Regions from separate parts of the Homo sapiens genome. Here region 1 is linked to region 2. The links are chromatin loops, found by intact Hi-C in ENCODE. Cell type or tissue: HCT116. All regions are shown on one strand. Each heading gives the region's core, and the rest is flanking DNA. Links, peaks and the distances in the headings are about the cores only. Region 1 overlaps LY86-AS1 (LY86 antisense RNA 1). Region 2 overlaps SNRNP48 (small nuclear ribonucleoprotein U11/U12 subunit 48).

Region 1 (10,066 bases), core at 1-8,000, 1.1 Mb before region 2:
AATTCAACAATGAAATTAAGAATGGGGGTAGTGGCTTGGGGTTTGGAAGAGCAGGAGAAAGTCCAAAGGAAAACTCAAAAGGATCTGAAGACGGATGAGAGAGGAGGGTTTGAGAAAAGAGTGGAGACATGACTGACCCCACATTTTCAAGCATGGAGAAGTTGAAAGGGGGCTGCTTTGTGGTAACTAAGAAGCTTCCAAATTCAACAATATATTTCCCTATAGTCGCAGGGAAAGGAACAAATTAGACGCAAAGAAGACATAGAAAAGAACAAGTAGAGAGGACAATGACCCTAATCTCTTAGCTTTTTGAGGCCAATGATCACATTTACTTATGTTAGTATCCTCTTCATGTGCCTAATATGAGGATGAGTACCTGGAACCAACTAAAAATAGTTACTGAGGAAGAGAATAGGTTAACTCGAAATGATTTCGCTTTCCTGTACAACAGAGATGTTAGCGTGATCCAAAAACCTTCCACTACACACTGCAGAGGTTGAGGTCTACATTCCAGAATCACTGAAGGATTTCTCAGAAGAAAGCTAAGTGGGGAAGGAACCAGGTTCACTGATATTGAGTTCATAATAATAACCTTGGGCATCAGAGAGAAATTGTGATTCATGGTTAAATCGTCTCCAATATAATTAACTGGATACAGGTCTGAGTCCTGGACAACAGGGATGTAAATAAGACTGAAAGAGAGCTGCATCATCACTACCACTGTGGAGCAGAAGTGTAGACAGTGACATCCATGAAACTCTGGCGGCTCAAGTTTTGGGTTGGCCACCATGGAGGCAGAAAGAGCTACTGCACACAGCAGTGCAAGGCTGGGTTGCAATGTGCTGGCTGCTGGGAAGCACAGCATGGAGGCTGCAGCCCATCGTGGCAGTGTACAGATTATTGAAATAATTTTATTCATAAGCACATTTGAAAATGCTCCCACCACCTCCCAGAAGTACTTGAAGCAGTGGAAAATATTGCAGTGAGCTGAGGTCTGAGCGTCAATAAACCAAGACCTGTCAGACTCAGCTGAGATACAATCAGGGCCTTTGCCCAAAGTTCATGAGACTGTGAAGGACAGCACCCAAGCTGGTGCAAATTGCAAATATTTGAGGGTGCATTCCAGCCAAGAGGGGCCATAGCTGATTGGGGAAAGTGGAAAGGGTACAGCAGTAGCCATCCAAAGCTTCTGATCAATAAAATGTAACCCGTATGTTATGTACCAGTTTCTTGCTGTAATAAAAAGAAATCTGCAAGAGGATGGTAAACAATTAACTGTACCACACAGAAACTGTTGTAGAGACATCCGCCCCCTGCCCAAACCTGCCTTGCCCTTTCCTGCCTGTGCCTGCTCGCTGCCCAATCTCTGCATCCTCTGTAGCAGCAGAGCCTCTATTTTGTTCTGGTGGTAATGCGCGCATCTAGTCCTTTCAGCTTGTGTGGGTGGGGAAGACCACGCAGCACATCTCTGCGAGAAGTCTCCAGGTGATGCTTCTCTCTACAGAGGCTTTCTAAAAGGGGGCAGACTCCACTGGTCTGTGCCTTGGCCCGTTGTGCCCTGCTTCTTCTAGCATGGAATGGAGGCTCCCCTGCTAGGCTGGGGTTACTGGCCCTTTTGTGAACATGAGGCTATACACTTTTAGGACGAAAGCCTCATACCTAGGAGGGATGAGCAGAAAGGTAAAAGGAGACTAGTGCCCCGATGGCATCATGGAGCCACTATACCAATCCTGGGTTTCCTACCTCAAGATGCTGGCTTATGAGAGAAAAATAATCCTCCAATCAGGATAAGCCACCATGCCGGGCTTGTCACTTGTAGCCAATGCTGTTACTGCCTTTGCACCTTTGCTCAAGACATTACCCATCTGAATGGCTCTTTTCTCTCTTCTCAGCTTAACAAATTTGTCTCCCACTACAAAACATGCCTCTCTACTCCCCTAAATCTAGAGTTGACTCTTTTTTTGTACATGACCCCCCTGCAACTAACACTGTAAGATTCTGGTGACAGAGACCAAGGCTCATGCTCTTTAAGCTTCCACACAATCCTTGCTCTTGGTAGAACATGGTTCCCACTGAGTGCTTCCCTGAAAAATGTAATTCCACAATACTTTTGCATTAAAGTTCATGAACTATTTGGTCTGAGCTTCAAACTTATAGTGCACAAATCATGATTCATTCAGCAGAATAACTCCAGACTCCAGCCCACACACGGACGCAGCCGGCTACTCCCATGCTGTTAGAAAACACCAGTTCTGGGGGTTCCTCTCTGTGAGCACTCCTAACTGTTCCTGAGGAAACTTTGAGTGACTCATAGTCTCCCTTCTAACATCGCCACCTCTCTGTGCTCTGGCAGGTCCATCTGGCTTTCTATGGCCAAAATAGCATCCTGGGATGACTGTCCCAGAATGTACCAAAATAGGTAAAGGGAGAATTGTGCCTTCAGAGGCATTTGGATGATTGTCCGAAACAGAAAATAATAAGAGTTCTTTTCTGGGCCAGATCCTTTATTTGCCCTATGTACTAAAGCAGGTTTCCCCCCTCCATCCCATCTGCCCCTTCCTCGGTCCTTTGCAATGCATTATTTCCAACAACAGTAAGCTCTGCCATATGGCCAATAAATATATTGCTCAAGAACGTCAGTGTATTTCATCAGATGTTCTTCTCCAAAGTTAGAAGGATTGCCACAGTGAACTGGGTGAAGTAGATAGCTCTAATCTGCAACAGCACTATTTCATTTATTCTGATTTCTACCATGTTGCCTAACTGTGGAAAATTATCCCAGTACCCCAGGGTCTGTGTGTGCCCAGTCAGACCAGTGCTGCAGCAGTTCACACAGATCCCAGGTGCTGTGGACGAACTAAGCCAAAGAAACCTGCCCTTTGAATCACCCTGGTTGCTCCAGCCTACTACCTCTACATGTGGGCTCAAGTGGGAGCTGCCATGAAAAGGTCTCTCAATTTCTCCTTATCTGGCTCTCCCACAGGTGGCTCTAATTCCAGGAGCCTTGTGGGAAGCTGCAGACCAGCCAGGGAGCCACTAGAGGGCCCCCTACTAACATCTGCCTGAGCCAGGGGGCTCAGTCCCTCATGTTTTCTGGTATATTCCACACAACTTATCAAACTGCTTACTTTCTTCCATAAAGATTTGGAATACAATAACGATGTCACAGATGTCAAGCGAGGAGAAACTGTTTTTCGTTCATTAACTTCTGGAAAGAAAAGAAATTTAACTTTGGCCAGGAGTGCCCGACTGGGATCGGCGGCACGGCCACAGGGGCACCCTGTGGCTAAACCCCTCATGGAAGGCACTGGAAAGATCCTCTACCCCCAAACGCAGGGTTTAGGGCATCGTCTGTCCTTGCAGAAGCAGGAATCTTGTTAGAGTTACCCAAATACAACATTTCAGTAGGAAAGGCTGGGTGTTCTTGCTTTTTAATTAAAAATTTTATTGAGATAATTGTAGATCCACATACGTTTATAACAAAGAAATCAATAGAGAGTGTTACTAATCAATACTTACTTGCTTTACGGATTATTAGTCAATAACCATAAGAAAGAAATCAATAGAGATTGTTACTAATCAATACTTACTTGCTTTATGGATTATTAGTCAATAACCAAGAGTCTCATATGCGCTTTATGCAGCTTCCTCCAAAGTAACATTTTTCAAAACTATGACAACCAAGATACAATCTACTAATCAGATTTAGATTTCCCTAGTTTTACTGTTACTCGTGTGTGTGGGGGGTATGTATAGTTCCATACATTTTTATCATCTGTGGATTCACGCATCTGGCACCAGTCAGGATACTGAACACTTCCACCTCCACAAGGATCCCCGAAGCTGCCCTTTCATAACCACAACCCCTCCCTCCCACGTCTTCACCCTAACCCAAGCCTCTGGCACACACCAATTTCTCCTCCACTTCTAAAATTTCATCATTTCAAAACTATTATAAAAATGGCATAATATAGGCTGTTACTTTTCAGGATTACCTTTTTACTCCCCATAACTCCCTGCAGAGTCATCCAAGTTCGTACAAGTTGATTCATGCATCGATAATTCATTCCTTTGTGCTTGCATGCACTTCAGCGCATTTAACCATTCACCTGTCAAAGTCTATCTGGGCTGATTCAAGATTTGACGGTTAAGCAAAACTGCTATTGAACATTTGGGTGATGTTTTTAGCACTGATGGCGAATGACGTTGAACATGTCCGTATCCTTACTTTCTAAGTGTATTTTCTCTGTGAAATATCTCTTCATGTCTGTGCACATTTTCTAACTAAATTGATGTTTCACTGTTGAGTTTTGTGAGTTCTTTATGTTTGGATACTAACACTTCGTTAGATATGTGGTTTGCAAATTTTTTGTCTACAGCTTGTCTTTTTCATCCTCTTCACATGGACTTTCATAGAGCAAGTTTTCTGTTTTGATGAGGTCTAGTGTGTCAATTTTTCCATCCATGGATTGTGCTTGTGGTAGCAAGCTCAAGTACTGAAAATTTTATCTGATTTTTTTTCTGAAAATTTTGTAGTTTTACATTTACCTCTAAGACCATGATCCATTGTGAGAATGTTCACATAAGGTGTGAGCCTTAGGTCAAAGTTTATTTTTATCTACTGATGTCCAATTGCTCCAGCACCATTTACTGAAAAGCTATCCTTTCTTCAGTAAATTGCTCTTGTACCTTTGTCAAAAACCACTTGGGCAGATTTGTGTGGATCTATTTCCAGGTTTTCTGTCCTGCTCCTTTAATCAATATGTCTGTTCTTCCACCAATAGCACAGTCGTAATTACCATAGCTATACAGTAACACTATCAGACAGACTGAGTCCTCCTCTGTATTGTTGTCAAGATTGTTTTACCTATTCTGGAGTCTGTTTTTCCATACGCATTTTAGAATAAGCTTGTTTGTTTCTATTAAAAAATTATCTTGCTGAATTTGACAGGGATTCTATTAAAACTACAGATCAATTTAGGTAGAATTAACATCTTACCATGCTTAACTTTTCAGTCCATGAACTTCTTTGCTTTTTTTCATCAGTGTGTTCTATTTTTCAGCCTACAGATCCTGTATTTTGTTACATTTATACCTAGCATTTCATTTTCTTCAGAACGATTGTAAATGGTATTGCTTTTAAGTTCAGTTTGTAAGTGTTCATTGCTAGTATATAGAAAATTGATTAATTTTTGTGTTATCTTCCATCCCATGGCCTGAACTCACTTATTCATCTTAGGAGTTTGGTTCTTGTAGATTCCCTGAGATTTTCTACATAGACAATTATGCCAGCTGCAATTAAAGACAGTTTCATCTTTTCCATTTTTACTCCTTATCCTTCATTTTCTTATCTCATTTCAGTGGCTAGAACTCTCACCATTATGTTGAATAAGATAAATAAAAGCAGACACTCGACCTTTTCCTGATCTTAGAAAGTATGATGTTAGCCATAGGTTTTTCATAGATTCTCTTTATCAAGTTGAAATACTTCAACTTTATTCCTAACTTGCTAAGAGTTTTTATCAACTTGCTAAGAGCTGGGATTTGTCAAATGCTTTTTCTATATGAATTGATATGATTGTATGATTTTTGATTATAATAGAATAGATTACATTGATTGACTCTCAAATATTGAAACAGCTTCACACACCTGAAATGAACCCCACCTTGGTCATGGCATTTAATTCCTTTTATACATCATTGGGTTCAGTTTCCTAATACTTTGTTGAGGATTTTCACATCTAAGTTTATGAGAAATATTGCTTTGTAGTTTCTTTTTGTATTGACTGTCTGGTTTGGGTATCAGTTAATACTGGCCTCAAAAGATGAGTTGGGAAGTATTCCCTTCTCTTCTGTTTTCTGGAAGAGATTATGTAAAATAGGTGTTAATTCTTTAGTTGGTTTGTAAAGTTCTTCAGTGTAGAGAAAATAGCATAGCAGATCTGGAACTGCCGTCCTTACAAAGGGTCTCTTGCAAGGTTTACCCTTGGCTGGTATGAGAGAATGTGGCTGGAAAGGTAGTTCCCTATGGTGATGTAACACTTTCCCTAAATGATAAGAGTGACTCATTGTACCTAGACTGCTAGCATAATGTGATTATGCTGAACTACTGCTTTCCTTGTGAGTGTCTGGAGTGTCAGTGATGTCAGTCAGTCACACAGGCACTACGGGCCCTACATGCCCAATGGTTAGGAAAAACCCTCGAACCCAAGGCTCAGGTGAGCTTCCCTGACAGGCAACTCTTCACACATACTGGTGCAGCTCGTTGCTGGAGAAACTCAGAATGTCCTGTTTGACTCCACTGGGAGGTGACTCAAACACCTGCACCTTGTGTCTCCCAGACTTTGTCCAGCGTGCCTTTCCCTTTGCCAACCCCACCCTGTATCTTTGCACCGTTAATAAATCTCAGACATGCATGAGGCAACATGCAGGACCCTGGGAGCCCTCCTAGTGAATCACTGAACCTGGTGATTGTCTTGGGGACCCCCCACAGATGCAGTGAAACTATCTGGGCCCAGACATTTCTTTTTCAGGATGATTTAATTACAAATTCAATTAGAAGTTGTTAATGGTTATAGGGATATTCGGATTATTTACAGTGTTTCCTCTTTATCTGCAGGGGATGCGTTCCAAGTCCCCCAGTGGATGTCTGAAACCTAGGATAGTACTGAACCCTATCTACCTATCTATACTATGCATGAGTTTCTTTTTCATTCTTCACCATTTCAAGGATAGAAGATTCATTTTTACTGTAGCAGCCCCAGTATATTATTTTTTCCCTTTATTAAGTTGAGAACTTTCATTTTTTAATTTCATTTTTAAAGGAAGCACTTTATGGCTTCTCTTTGGCATATTCAAATCACCACTGTTGCACTCTGGGGCCATTATTAAGTAAAATAAGGGTAACTGGAACACAAGTACTATAATAACACGAAAGTCAATCTGAGAAAACAGCTACTAAATGACCAACAGGTGGTGGTGCAACTCATCAAGACACCGGACAAAGGGAGAATTCACATCCTGGATGCAAAGAGCAGGACAGTAAGAGATTTCATCATGCTACTCAGAATGACACACAATCTAAATTTTATAGATTGTTTATTTCCGCAGTTTTCCATTTAACATTTTTGAGCCACAGTTGACTGAAACAGCAGAAAACAAAACCACAGATAAGGAGTGACTACTGTATTTTACCTTGGTTGAGTTTTGGTAGTTTGTCATTTTCAAGGAAATGATCTATTTCTTCCAAGTTCTCAAATTGATGGGCATATAATTATTAATAGTATTCCCTTGTTATCTTTTCAATATCTGCAGGATCTGTTGGGATATCCTCTGTTTCATTCCAAATTTGGTGATTGGTGCCTTCATTCTTTTTATTTTTGTCAACTTTCATGGAGATTTTTTTCTTTTTTTTTTCTTTTTTTTTTTTGAGACAAAATCTCACTCTGTTGCCCAGGCTGGAGTGCAGTGGCGCAATCTCTGCTCACTGCAACCTCCGCCTCCCAGGTTCAAGTGATTGTCCTTCCTCAGCCTCCCAAGTAGCTGGGACTACAGGAGCCTGCCACCATGCTCGGCTAATTTTTTGTATTTTTAGTAGAGATGGGGTTTCACCGTGTTAGCCAGGATGGTCTCGATCATAGATATTTTTCAACGTCATTGATTTTTTTCAAAAAACCAGCTCTTTATTTCATAATTTCCCCATTGTTTTCCTATTTTCCATTTCATTGATTTCTGCCCTTATCTTTATTTCCTTTGTTATACTTGCTTTGGGTTTATTTTGCTATTCTTTTTCTAATTTCTTGAAGTAGGAATGTAGGTTATTCATTTGAGAACTTTCCTCATTTATAATGTAAACATTTAGGGCTATAATTTCTCACTTAGCCCTGCTTTAACTTCATCTCAGGTGTTCTTGATATCTGTTTTCATTTTTCTTCAGTTCTATAGGTTTTTGTTAATTTCTTTTGAGACATTCTCTTTGACCTTAGGATTTAGAAGTATGTTGTTTAATTTCCACCGATCTAGAGATCTTCCTGTTATCATTCTGTTATTGATTTCTACCTCGATTCCATTATGATCAGAGAATATGCTCTGTATAATTTCAACTCTTTTAAATGTTATGTTTATTTAGGTTTATTTTATAGCCTAGGATATGCTCTGTATTAGCCCATTTTCACACTGCTATAAAGAAATACCTGAGACTGGGTAATTTATGAAGAGAGGTTTAATTGACCCACAGGCTTAACAGAAAGCATGGCTGGAAGGCCTCAGGAAACTTAACATTAAGGCAGAAGGTGAAGGGGAAGTAAGGACCTCCTTCACATGGTGGCAGGATGGAGAAAGAGCAAAGGGAGACATGTCACACACTTTCAGACAACCAGATCTTGCAAGAACTCACTCACTATCAAGAGAACAGCAAGGGGGAAATCCACCCCCATGATTCAATCACGTCCCACCAGGCCCCTCCCACAACATGTGAGGATTACAATTTGAGATGAGATTTGGGTGGGGACATAGAGCCGAACCATATCATTCCACCCTTGGCCTCTCCCAAATCTCATGTTCTTCTCACATTTCAAAACCAATCATGCCTTCCCAACAGTCCCCCAAAGTCTTAACTCATCCCAGCATTAACTCAAAATCCACAGTCCAAAGTCTCATCTGAGACAAGGTAAGTCCCTTCCACATGAGCCTGTAAAATCAAAAACAAGTTAGTTACTTTCAAGATACAATGGGGATACAGGCATTGGGTAAATGCTCCCATTGCAGAGAGAGAAATGAGCCAGAACAAAGGGGCTACAGGCCCCATGCAAGTCCAAAACCCAGCAGGGCAGTCATTAAATCTTAAAGCTCCAAAATAATCACCTTTGACTCCATGTCTCACATCCAGGTCACACTGATGAAAGGGATGGGATTCCAAAGCCTTGGGCAGCTCCACCTCTGTGGCTCTGCAGGGAACAGCCACCGTGGCTGCTTTCATGGGCTAGCATTGAGTGCCTACATCTTTCCTAGGTGTACAGTGAAAGCTGTTAGCGGATCTACCATTCTGGGGTCTGGAGGACAGTGGCCCCCTTCTCACAGCTCCACTAGGCAGTGTCCCAATGGAGACTGTGTGTGTGGGTTCCAACCCCACATTTCCCCTCTGCACTGCCCTAGTAGAGGTTCTCCATGAGGGTTCTGCCCCTGCAGCAAACTAATACTTGGACATCCAGTGTTTCCATACGTCCTCTGAAATCTAGGTAGAGGTTCCCAAGCCTCAACCCTTGCCTTCTGAGCACCCACAAGCCTGACACTACATGGAAGCCACCAAGGCTTGAGGCTTGCACCCTCTGAAGCAATGGCCCAAACTGCACCTTGGCACTTTTTAGCCATGGCTGGAGCTGGAGTGGCTGGGACACAGGGTGCCATGTCCCAAGGCTGCACAGAGCAGAGGGGCCCTGAACCTGGCCCAGGAAACCATTTTCCCTTCCTAGGCCTCCAGGCCTGTGATGGGGGGGGCTGAAGCTAAGGTCGTTGACACGCCCTGGAGACATTTTCCCCATTGTCTCAGCTATTAACATTTGGCTCCTCTTTACTTACGCAAATCTCTGCAGCTGGCTTGAATTCTCCTCAGAAATATGTTTTTTTTTCTTTTGTACCACATGGTCAGGCTGCAAAGTTTCCAAACTTTTATATTCAGCTTCCCTTTTTAATGTAAGTTCCAATTTCAGAACATCTCTTTATGAATACATATGACTATACACTGTTAGAAGCAGCCAGATCACATCTTGAACACTTTACTGCCTAGAAATTTCTTTCCACAGATCCCTAGAGCAGGGGCACCATGCCACCAGTCTCTTTGCTAAAGCATAGCAAGAGTGACCTTTGCTCCAATTCCCAGTAAGTTCCTCATTTCCATCTGAGACCACCTCAGCCTGGACTTCACTATTCATCACTATCAGTATTTTGGTCAAAACCATTGAACAAGTCTCTAGGAAGTTCCAAACTTCCCCTCATCTTCCTATCTTCTGAGCCCTCCAAATTGTTGTAACCTCTGCCCATTACCCAAATTCCAAAATTGCTTCTACAT
Region 2 (12,280 bases), core at 2,555-10,554:
GCAGTGAGCCAAGATCGTGCCATTTGCGCTCCAGCCTGGGCAACAAGAGTGAAACTCCATCTCAAAAAAACAGAAACAAACAAATAAAAAAACTAAGAGACGAAACTGAAATAGGAATAATCAAAGTGATTTTTTTTTAATTACGCTTTGAAATTCTGCTTTAAAATTAACTTTGAGTATATGTAAATGATAACCAGAAAATTCTTTTCAAATAGAATGTTAAAGTAGCATATTACTGTTGAAAGTGGTGTATTACTGTTGAATTATTTTAAAGCTCTGATATTAAAATGTCCATCATTTATAACCATTTTTTTATACCTCTTTTATTTCAGGGATGGGGAAAGACACCATAGTCATAAAAGAAGAAAGCAAAAAATATAAATGAAGTACTTGTACCTATATTAATTATGCTTACGCCATGATAACCAATATACAGATATATTAATTGGAATTCCTTTGCATAGGAGAATGTTTTTATGATCTGTTTAGTGCTTATTATTTTTTTTATGATCTGTTTAGTGCTTATTATTTTCCAGTAAATATGCTTCAAACCATGAGTACACTATTAGGCCCTACAACTTTGTTTTCCTTATATTTTATTAGATGATTTGCTTCCTATAACTGATGTTGTTTTGTTCGTTTTGCTAATATATGTATCTCAAAATTCTTTAAGTCAATATTTATCATATGTAAATTAAACATGAATACATTCTCATCTTATAACTACATCTTATAAATAAGGCTAATAACCCTTAGAACACCACCTGCGGTTCTGTCCTCACCCCAGTGGTGACTACTGTTTACCACTACACTGGTGAATTGTAGTAGGGAAAAACAATCTAAATATTGAAGAGGAATGGCCTAATTAAAATATGATGTAGTCATAGGATAGATTATTGTATTGGAGTTAAAAGAAATAATCTAGATCCATATTAACCTGGATTGGTCTCAAAAACATAATGCTCAGTGAAAATAGCAAGTTGTAGAAAGTTATATACAAATTATATATATGTACAAAACAATACTATGCATTCTCTATGGCTATATAATGTACGTAAATCTATTTTTAAAGGTTCAGAGGAATCCATACCAAAGTTCTAACAGCGAGTAGGAGGTATAGATGAGAGATTAGGGGTGCAAATCAGGATTGGGAGGGTGGTCAGAGGGAACTTTAGCTTTATCCATAACATTAATTTTTTTAAAAAATAAGGTCTTAATGTTTCATTTAATTTAAAATATACTGTCATGTTGTGTTTTGTAAATCAACTGAATTGAGGTACTATTTACTTAGATTTATTGCACCCTTTTTACGTGTGTATTTTATTGGGTTTTGACAGATTCATACCTCTGTGCAGCCACTATCACGATCAAGATACAAATATTTTCATTGCCCCCAAAATTCTCATACCCCCTTTCCCAATCAATTCCTCTACCCCTAGCCCTAGGCAGCCACAGATTTGCTTTTGGTTACCGATTAGATCTATCCATTGTAGAATTCATGTAAATAGAATACTGTAGTATGTACTTTGCCTTCTTCCTCTCTGCAGATTTTTGAGATTGATCCCTGTGTGTCAGTTGTGCATTTTTTTTGTTGCTGAGTAGTATGTTCTATCTTATGTCAGATCATTCACGTGAGACTTTGGCATGAAATGTTAAGCATCCGACATCTAAATAGCAATATTTTGAATACTGGAAACTCAGGTTAAAGATTTTGTTTCCAAGTAGAAATGAAATCTTATTATTTTAATAAGTAGCTGACAGTGACAGAAAGATTGGATTTGGATCAGATTGGCTGTTAGGCTTCAGGTATGGGAAACAGCTCTCAGATTTATAAATTGGAAATCACCAGGTTACTTGCCAATATATAGTCATATTGCTGCCATTGTACTTAATTTCTAAATATATAAAATCCACATTTAAAAATTATAAAAGCAAGGACTTGGGAGTGACTGATGAATCATGAAATTGCTGCTTTTATAGATCAAAACTACTTGAATCATCAGGAATTTCATATTTTTCATATTGTGTGACAACTTATAATTTTGTTTCAAATTGTGATTTCATTGATTTTACTAACTGGAAGGAAGAAGAGTAAAATTGGCATATTTAGGTTTTTTGTAGAAGAAAGATACAAGTGAAAATTAGGAGTGGATTGGAGAAATTGGGGGGAAATAGAAGAGTACGGAGAAAGGAAGAGATTGAAAATGTTACCAGAGTTCTTTAAAGCTCACATTTTATAGTATCACTGCTACAAACTATTTAATGAAATGTGGCATCGGGTGAAAAGAGGCATTTGTTTGATCCTTGAACGAATTAATCTCACGTACTTCCCTGTTTGTGGTTTGAGCCTTTCACTGGATGTGAGCTACTTGAGAGCAGGGTTTATGCCTTCATCAGCGTGACCCCTGTGCCTGCAGCCTCATAGGTGTTAATCTGTAATTTTAAATTTTGACAAAAGCATTTTCACAGCCCTGCCACATAAGATCTAGTTTTTATTTCTAGAGTGCTGCTATGAATAATTACTATAGCTGCTGTCCATCTTGCCCATCCATTAAGGTACCTTCTCACAAACATTTCTAATCTACTGGCTGGAGTGCAGTGGTGCAGTCTGTAGCTCACTGCAGCCTCAAACTCCTAGGCTCAGGCGATCCTCTTGCCCTGGCCTCCCATGTAGCTGCAACTATAGGTGTGTGCCACTACACCTGGCTAATGTTTTTAGTTTTTTAGAGATGGAGTCTTGCTCTGTTGCCTAGGCTGGTCTTGAACTCCTGGGCTCAGATGATCCTCCTGTCCTCAGCCTCCCAAAATGCTGGGAGCCACCAGGCACCAGGTGTGATCTACCACACCTGTCTAAAAAGTATGTATTTTTAAATTTTTTTGTAGAGACAGGATCTCACTATGTTCTCCAGCTGGTCTCAAGCTCCTGGCCTCGGCCTCCTAAAGTGCTGGGATTACAAGTGTGAGCCACTGTGCCTAGTCACTTTAATTGAGATATTGGCAAGTCAACTGCCATGCAGAGCCCAGGGCACTGGTTATATTCAGTAGGAAACTGAACTCAGCACTCAGAATTTTAAATTAAATCAATGATCTTCAAGTATTTGCCACTTTCGAGTACAGCTAATTGGATAATCTCAAACCCTTTAGTGAAAATATCTTAAATGCATTGAGAATATTTTCTAATTACCTGTGTATGCTACAGTACAGACATTAATTCTATAAACATGTTCATAGGTCTTCCCCCTCGCCCCGCCCGTCTTCTAAGGGCATTTTCTGTTTCTTTTTAGTGAGTTCATGAATGTTTAACGGTTCTGGCGCAAAGCTTTCTTGCATTCTGAGCATAAAAATAATAAAACCCACTTATATTTGCTTGAGTGTGTTTACAAGTCAATTTCCTTTTATGTAGCTTGCTTTTTCATTTGCTATAATTGATCCTGCAGGTGTGTGAATTATTAAACTAACGCTCTTTTAAACCACACTTGTTTTATTAGTGATTGTACTTCCTGCTGTGGTCACAGATTTAGGAGTTTTTGGTGTTACAGAAAATGCTCATAGCTTTTGGATATTTGGACTGGGACCAGTAATTTCTAGAGCTCCCTTTCAGGAAAGAAAAAATAAGATTTGCCAGATGTAAGGGGCTCTGAGCTAGATTCATCTTTATTGAATAAGTCAAGTCACTTTCCCATTTTAAAAACAAGTCCACCTAAGAAAAAAGAGGCTGCCTTAAAATAGAATATAAATTCCTAACCTAGCTTTTAGTCCTTTATTTTAGTATTATAAAGCAGGGGTACTTGCTACATACAGCCATGGGGAGAATGGTGAATGAAGAAAGGCTGCAGGCTCCGGGGAGTCCTTCCTTAGGAGTTTCACATCTTGTGTCACCAATTAAGGGATCTGGGTTTGAGTTACTTGAGTACTCTTTATGAGGATAATTTCCCGTAATTGTGGAGCTTTAGTAACCCATGTTCCTCCAGCTGCAAGCCATGACTCCTAGTCTAGAATGAGAAAGGTAATTAAAGGGAGCGTCAGGAATACAGAGATGAAGCAGGAGCCTGGGCTTTATTTGGTAATGCCGACACAATTAAAAAACCAATACTTTAACGTAATAAATTCTTCACATACTGACAGAATAACTGATCAAAGAGGGCAGTAAGATGAGTCAGGTACAATACAGGCTGTGTAACCCTGGGCAGACTCTTAGTCCCTCCATACCTTCTCCATACTGTATGCCCTCAGAAGATTGTCAAGCATAATGTGATTTGGCCCATGCAGTGTCTGACATGTCGCAGGTACTGAATGCCCACTGTTACTGTGATTCATTACAGATGTGAGCTCATCCTTTCTACTCTGGCTCCTGTGACTGGTTTGGATTCTCAGATCGGTGTTCTCTCTCATTCTGCATGCTCTGCCCAGCAGCTGTGACCCACTCTTAGTTTTAACTATGCCGACAACCAATTCCATGACTTCAGCCCAGACCTCTCCTCCAAGCGCCGTGTCTATGCGTAAAATAGCACAGCTTCTCCTAGTGCTGTCCACATACTTCTGACTCCACACTGCAAAACTACAGTTACCACCCTTCCGTCAAACCTCTGCCTCCTCACTCTGTCTTTCTGCATTTGGTTCACGTCACCATCTTCCTTTTCGATCATGCTAAAGACCAGAGAGCTGGCGAGGTGCAGTGGCTCATGGCTGTAATCCCAGCACTTTCAGAGGCCAAGGCTGGAGGATCACTTGAGCCCAGGAGTTCAAGACCAACTTGGGCAACATAGCAAGACACCATCTCTATGAAAAATTAGCCAGGTATGGTGGTACATGCCTGTAGTCCCAGCAGCTGGGGAGGCTGAGGCAGGAGGATCACTTGAGCCCAGAAGGTTGAGGCTGCAGTGAGCTGAGATTGCACCACTGCACTCCAGCCTGGGTGACAGAGTGAGACCCTGTCTCAAAAAAACAAAAAAACAAAAACAAAAACAAAAAGGACCTGAGAGTCATTCTCGATTTCCCCATTTCCATTACCACTGTAGATTACCTCCTAAGTATCTTGTACAGGTTGAGTATCCTTAATTTGAAAATCTGAAATCTGAAATACTCCAAAATCCAAAACTTTTTGAGTGCTGACATGCTCTTGAGCCTAAGAGGAAAATTCCACACCTGACCTCATGTGATAGGTCTCAGTCAAAACTTTGTTTCATGCACAATATTATTTGAAATATTATATGAAATTGCCTTCAGGCTATGCATATACGGTATGTATGAAACATAAGTGAATTTCATGTTAGATTTGGGTCTCATTCCCAAGATATCTCAATCTGCATATGCAGATATCCCCTAATTTGAAAAATATCCAAAATCTGAATTGGTCTCAAGCATTTCGGATACGGGAAACTCAACCTGTACTGAGCCCACCCCGTCTTTCCATACTACTATTTTAGTAAGAAAAAGCCAGCGGACTGTTCTCTCTTACTATACTCTCACCACATAACACTTTCGTGACCAGATGTGCGTGGATTTTCCCCACTCGTCACTTCTCTGGGGGACGCCAGCTGGGCATCCTACAATTTAACTCATTTCTGACATTGTCTACCTGGAGTTATCATCAGATCCCACAAGTTAAGGGCTCAGTCCCACAAGACTAATCCCCACTTCAGATACAGTCAGATGCAAGTCTGGGCCCCTGGTACTTCTGATGAACTGGCTATAAATTGGGGGTTCCCACAATCCCCTTTGCAGTTTGATCATTTGCTAGCTCAGCTCATAGAACTTGGGAGAACAAACACTTTACTTGCTATTGCCGATTTATTACAAAGAATATTTTAAAGGCTACAAATGAACAGCCAGATGAAGAAATACACAAGGCAAGGTTGAGAAGGGTCCCGCTCACAGGACCCTGCGTCCCCATGGAGTTGGAGTGCACCACCCCTTCTGAATGTAGATGTGTTCAGCAACCCAAAAGGAAACTCTGAACCCAGTCTTTTTAAGTTTTTATGGAAGCTTCAATAAGTGAGCATGGGCCAGGTGTGGTGGCTCACGCCTGTAATCCCAGCATTTTGGGAGGCTGAGGCGAGTGGATCATCTGAGGTCAGGAGTTCGAGACCAGCCTGGCCAACATGGTGAAATCCCGTCTCTACTAAAAATACAAAAATTAGTCAGGTGTGGTGGTGGGCGCCGGTAGTCCCAGCTCCTCGGGAGGCTGAAGCACGAGAATTGCTTGAATCCGGGAGGCGGAGGTTTCAGTGAACCAAGATTGCTGCTGCCCTCCAGGCTTGGCAACAGAGAGAGACTCTGTCTCAAAAAAAAAAAAAAGTAAGCATGATCGATGATATCATTGGCCATTGGTGATCAACTCAACCTTCAGCCCCCCTCCCCTCCTCAGAGATGGGGCACAGGGAGGGCTGAAGGTCCTAACCCTGTCATCATGCTGCCAGTTCCCCTGGTAACTAGCCCTCATGCTGAGGCCATCCAGGAGCCCCCAGCCACCCGTCAGTTCATTAGATACAAAAAGACACCTATCACTGGAGATTGCAAGGAGTTTGGGAGCTATGGCTCAGAAAATGGGACAAAGGCCAAATATATGTTTATTATAAATCACAGTGTCTTACTACCCTGCCTAGTTCCAGTGGCAAACATCTCTTGCCTACACTACTACAACCATCTCCTCATTGCTTTTCCTGCCTCTTTTTGCCCTCAGGCCAGCCCCACTTACAGTTGCCTAAGTAATTGTCTGAATTCCTCCCCCGAGCTCTTCCCTCTGTCTCCATTATGGCCACATATGCTTTCGGAGTCTGAACAGTTATCACCTCCTCCAGAAAGCCTTATGGACCTACTTGGAGAGGCTAGACAGGGAAGGACTGACTGAGAAGATGCTATTTAAGACCAGGCCGGGCCTGTAATCACAGCTACTTGGGAGGCTGAGGCAGGAGAATCACTTGAACTAAGGAGGCGGAGGTTGCAGTGAGCCGAGATTGCACCACTGCACTCCAGCCTGGGGAACAGAGCGAGACTCCATCTCAAAAGAAAAAAAAAAAATATGAGGCCGGAAGGATGAGGAGCACATTCTTCAGAATACCTGCCATGCCTTTAAAAACATATACTCAAAATTGACTTTAGCCTTTGCCATTTTCCCAAAGGTGCTCGCTAAGGGTTGTTTGGTTCATACACAGCTGGCTACTGCCACCTTATGGCAAAAAGTTGAACAGAAACTTCCATGCATAAAATTCTGCGAACTTACAAAAGCCTGACAATTTTCCAGTTCATCTCACCTGGTACAATGGATGAATTATTCTGCATTTGATCTAAGATTATCACCTCTTCTTATGTGCTGGAGACCCTCCCCTCTCACCTGCTCAAAGATGTTGTTCATAATATTTCCCTTTATCTTGCATCACCGACCGTCATCTCTCTATTGACTCATTCTCACCAGCACTCAAACCTGCTGATAGAATATCTGAAAACAAAGAAACAACAAAGACCTTCCCTTAGCCCTACCTTTCTCTAGTTACCACCCCACTTTTCTGCTCTCCTTGATGGCAAGCCTCTTCAAAAGAGTTTTCTATACTTGTCATCCTCACTTTCTGTTTTCTTATCTCTTGAGTCTATTCTCAATCAGATTTGCCCCAGCACTCCACTCAAACTCTCAGCTAAGGCCAGAAATGGTTTCCACACTGCCAAATCCAATGGGGGAGTCTCAGTCTTCGCCTTGACCCAACCATAGGTGGCGTTGCTATCTCCCGGTTCTCCCTCCACTTCACAGGCTGTTCCTTCTCACTATCTGTGGCTCATTCCTCCTCTTACCTCTGAGCTTTAAGCATGGTAATGCCCACAGTTCACTCTTTCCACCTCTTCTCTGTCTGCATTCTCTCCCTAAGTCCCCCACCTCCACTTTTTTTTTTTTTTTTTGAGACAGAGTCACTCTGTTGCCCAGGCTGGAGTGCAGTGGCCGATCTCAGCTCACTGCATCCTCTGCCTCCCAGGTTCAAGCGATTCTCCTGCCTCAGCCTCCCAAGTAGCTGGGACTACAGGCGCCCGCCGCCACACCCAGCTAATTTTTGTAATTTTAGTAGAGATGGGGTTTCACCACGTTGGCCAGGCTGGTCTCAAACTCCCGACCTCAGGTGATCCTCCCGCCTTGGCTTCCCAAAATGCTGGGATTACAGGCGTGAGCCACCATGCCCCGCCTAAGCCGTTTTTGTACTGACTAATCCAAACACCACCAGCTTTTCCCCCTGAATTCCAGACTGGACACCACCACTTGGATACCCAATCTGATTGGCATCTGAAAGCAAATACACTTAACAGCAATTTTTTTATTTCTTCTCCACTTCCCATCCTAAACAGCCTTTCTCTGGTTTTTCTCATCTCAGTAAATTGCAATTTTATTCTTCCAGTGGCTCATCTTTCACTCTTTTTCTCATATCCGCCTCTAATCCGTTGGCAAATTCTACTGATTTCAGTGTTTTCCCATTTCTTACTACCACGCTTGCCATCAGCCTAATCAAAGCCAGTATCATCCCAGACAATCAGAAAACTTTCTTCTGGGTCTGTATGCTTCCAGCTTGTCTCCCATCTTGTCTATTTCTCTGTGTAGGAGCCAGGAGCCTGCACGGTCCTATAATAATGAAGGTAAGACCATGTCACTTCTCTGCTCAGAACCCTCCAGCGGGTCCCCATCTCACACAGAGGAAAGTCCAGATTTCTCACCAAGACCTAAAGGCCCGCATGGCCTGTGCCCACCCCTCGCTCTAACCTCACCTCCCACCGTGGCCTCCCTCACCCATCCTGCATCCACTCCTTGCTCCCCAGGTGCATGAGGTTTGGTCCCATCTCATGTTCTCGCTCTTCCTCCTGTTGAAAATCTTGTTCTTCACGTCCTCTGGTTCTCTATTCCAGAGTCATCTTTTCAGAGCCGCCTTTCCAGACCCTCCTATTTAAAATTGTACTTTCTCCACCCTTTCCCCTTCCATTGTTTTCCCCTGTAGCACTTTGTAGCCTAACATAGCTTATGAGATTGTAAGTTTCACAAGCGCAGGGACTTGGTTTCTCTGCTCCCTGCTGGATGCCCAGTGCCTGGCAGATGGTGGACGCGCCACAGCTATTTGTCAGATGAATGAATGAGGACCAGTGTCCAAGGCGATCCAATTTCGAAAAAAAAGGAACATATTCTCTCTAACCTGTATACGTCTGGTTGACTAAAGCAACAGTATTTTAAATCAATTTTTAACTAATTGATGACTTATTTATATGGAGAGGAGCTGCCATTGCTCATTGTTTCTCTGTCGGGACGGAGACAGCAAGGCAGATTTTCTCTGTCCTGGGAAGAATCAGGTGAATACATTTGTTTCTGTGGACGTGCAGCAAGCTTTGTCCTAGAGGGGTGGGCCAGGGCCTCTTTGGAGACTTCAGGAGGCTGTCCCTTTCTTTGGTCCCTCCTTCAAGTGTAGGGAGATAATGAACTTCCTTTGAGGAAAGAAATGAAAACCCCAATCTTCTCCTTTTTGAGGCTGAGCATTATCCAGACTTCTACATTTGGAGATAGTGCCTGCTGAGGCGGGTCTACTGACAGAAGTAAGCTCCAAGGCCTCCCTCAGACAGCTAACCTGGTGACCTGGGTTCCATGGGATGCCCAGATTGTCATGGACATGAAAAAGGCTGTGGGCAGTGCTGGGTGGAGCACCTCTCTGCCTGGGGTACTTGCTTGTGAGTAGGATCCTGGGGATCCAGGCTTATTCTGAGTGTGGGACTTCCTGGGTGGAAATATTCTGGAAAAAGTGGAATTTTGCTGCCTTAAAGAATCACTAAGTCTTGGAACCCGCAGTAGTGCCCATGATCTCTTTGAATTAGACAAGAAGAGTGCTTGATTGTAGCTCTTGCAATCCTCACTGCCTGGCAGGGCAGCTCATTCCGGAGCAGCCTCGTTCTGGGGTAGCTGTGGTTTTCTTCAGCCCCGAGGGCATTTGCTGAGTTTTGCTTTATGTGACTGGATGGGACTGGCCTTGGAGACACTAATAAGCACGTGAGGGTTTTTGGACAATGCGAAGAGTTGGTGCCAAGCCACAAGTGGGAGATGTTGAACTTCCTGCGAATCTGGTGTGTTGTAGCCTGAGTCGGTTTCAATATGAAAAATAAGAGTGACAGTGCCTTCCTTGTATGCTAATCTGGCGAAGTGGCTCATGCTGGCCATGTAACAACCTGGCAGCCTCCTACAGAAGCAAGTGGGGTGTGGCATTCCTGCTGTCTGCATCTTCTGTTTGTCACCTCGCCCACTCTGTGGCCATATCCCTTGTCCTGATGGCTTCCATCACAGCAGCCGGGGGCAACTCAGCCTGGACTCTTCCAAGCCTTTCTCTCTGTTCCTAGCCGTGTGCGGCTAGAGAGCATCACAAGACCCCAACCTGGTGCCACGAAGGGGTAAGGACCCCAGTCACTCCCCTCCACACCTTTAACTCCCCTCTTCCTGTCTTCTTTGCTTTCCTCAAACTGACAGCCTGGCCACTTCCCACTTCACTTAGAAAATAGAAACTGGCAGACACAAACTTCTTTCCCACCCTGCCACAAAGGCTGTTCCTTTCTGGGCATCTGGGATGATGAGAGCTGATGGGTACTGAGTGCCTCCAAGGAGCTAGGGCTGCCCTACAGGCCTCACACGCTAACTCATTTAATTGTTTGTTCTCTCCTACATAAAAACCCCCAACCCCAAACCAACCAACAAAACCCAACGCACAGAGAGATTAAGCAACTTGACTGAGCTCACACAGCACTGGGATGAGACCTCAGGCAGCCTGACTCCAGAGCACCCAGCACCTGCTACGGAGCCTAGAACACAGAAGGCACCCAGGAAAAACGGGTTGAATGATTCCATGCAGGAATCTAGGAGGCTGAACTTCAGCTTTAGAGTAGAATGCCCGTCAGCTCAATATCAAACACAAAGGGAAAATAATGATGATTTTGGGGAGGAAGAAGTGGTGAGACACAGTAAATTTATACTTAAATTTTATTTTCCAATGCAAAAAATATCTTCTAAGTGAAGAACATGTGACAAATTTGCACAACTATAAAGAAGGAAAATAAAGCCACTAGGAAACACAGTACACTTTGTTCCATTTTGAAATCCAAATATCTCTGGGAAAAATACTTCTACAGGCCACTCTCCTTTACATCTTTGTCACAATGAATTTCAGATCCCCACTGACATTACTGTGATAAGTGTTTAAGATTCAGAGGTGCCAAAATGGAGATCAAAGTCCTAATTGTGGCAGGATGCGCGGTGGCTCACACTTGTAATCCCAGCACTTTGGGAGGCTGAGGTGTGTGGATCACTTGAGCCCAGGAGTTCGAGTTCAGCCTGGGAAACATGGCAAAACCTCCTCTCTACAAAAAAACAAACAAACAAGCAAGAAAATAAAAAAAACCAACAAAAACAAAGTCTTGATTGTATTAATGACAGCAAGGCAGGTGCTCACTCAGTCTCAGGTTCTTGTGAGACCAACTTGGAGACTGAATGTGGACTTCTCATGTCCTCTCGCAGTTTGAAACTGTGTGGCTCTGCCCTGGGCTCACTCACTGTATTTGTCAGGGTTTTTCCAGAGAAATAGAGTCAATAGGGCGTGTGGAGAGAGAAAGAGAAAGAGAGAGAGAGAGAGAGAGAGATTTATTTCAAGGGATCAGCTCATGCAATTGTGGAGGCTGACAATTTCGAAGTCCACAGGGTGGACCCGCAGGCTGGAGACCCAGGGAAGAGTTGATGTTACAGGTGAAGTCCAAAGACCGTTTTCTGGCAGAATTCCCTCTTGCTCAGGAGACACGAGTCTTTTTGTTCTGTCCAGGTCTTCCACTGATTGGATGTGGCCCACTCACATCCAGGAAGGAGATCTCCTTTACCTGAAGTCTGCTGATTTAAATGTTCATCTTGGCTTCAGGAACTGTGGGTTATGGTGCAGACATGGGAAAGTTCAAGAACAACACTACAAACAACCAGTCCTGAAAATAGTACAGAAACACATCAAGAAATCCTGATCACAAAGATTGATTTCTTAAAGGGATGGACCCCAAGTTCCCGAAGAACATGCACTTCGCCTAGAAGCACAACGAGAAGGGCCTGGAGAAGATGCAGGACAACAACATGCGAGCTGAGGCTATCAAGGCCCCCCAAAGCCTATGGAAGTCCAGCCCAGGGTTCCAAAGAGCGCCAGCCGCAAGCTCGATTTGCCTACACTGCCCACCCCAAGGCTGGGAAGCATGCTCGGGCCCACATTGCCACGGGTCTCAGGCTCTGCTGGCCAAAGGCCAAGGC

Evidence for each region. A loop is a pair of places that touch in the nucleus more often than their neighbours do. Peaks named below come from ENCODE experiments on the same cell type or tissue, not always from the same donor. Only the 100,000 strongest peaks of a DNase experiment are listed, where the experiment ranks them.
Region 1: it touches region 2 in a loop (5-fold over the local background); 8 of 110 quality-filtered maps call a loop at or near these places.

What each region holds. Positions count from the first base shown.
Region 1 is chr6:6,554,100-6,564,165 of GRCh38, forward strand. The region is part of intron 3 of LY86-AS1 (LY86 antisense RNA 1); the gene reads right to left. Among named protein-coding and RNA genes, the nearest start is that of LY86, 30 kb to the right of the region's middle. In HCT116, for the core only: a CTCF peak has its summit at 3,055 (motif pointing right); DNase peaks (open chromatin) are centred at 3,032 and 6,982; H3K27me3 peaks cover 4,642 bases.
Region 2 is chr6:7,608,493-7,620,772 of GRCh38, forward strand. It overlaps SNRNP48 (small nuclear ribonucleoprotein U11/U12 subunit 48), which reads left to right. Exons shown (of 9, transcript NM_152551.4): 9 at 333-3,475. The coding sequence ends at 381. It also overlaps the pseudogene RPL29P1. Among named protein-coding and RNA genes, the nearest start is that of SNRNP48, 24 kb to the left of the region's middle. RefSeq lists a silencer at 7,504-7,798. In HCT116, for the core only: a CTCF peak has its summit at 7,164 (motif pointing left); DNase peaks (open chromatin) are centred at 7,169, 7,432 and 7,671.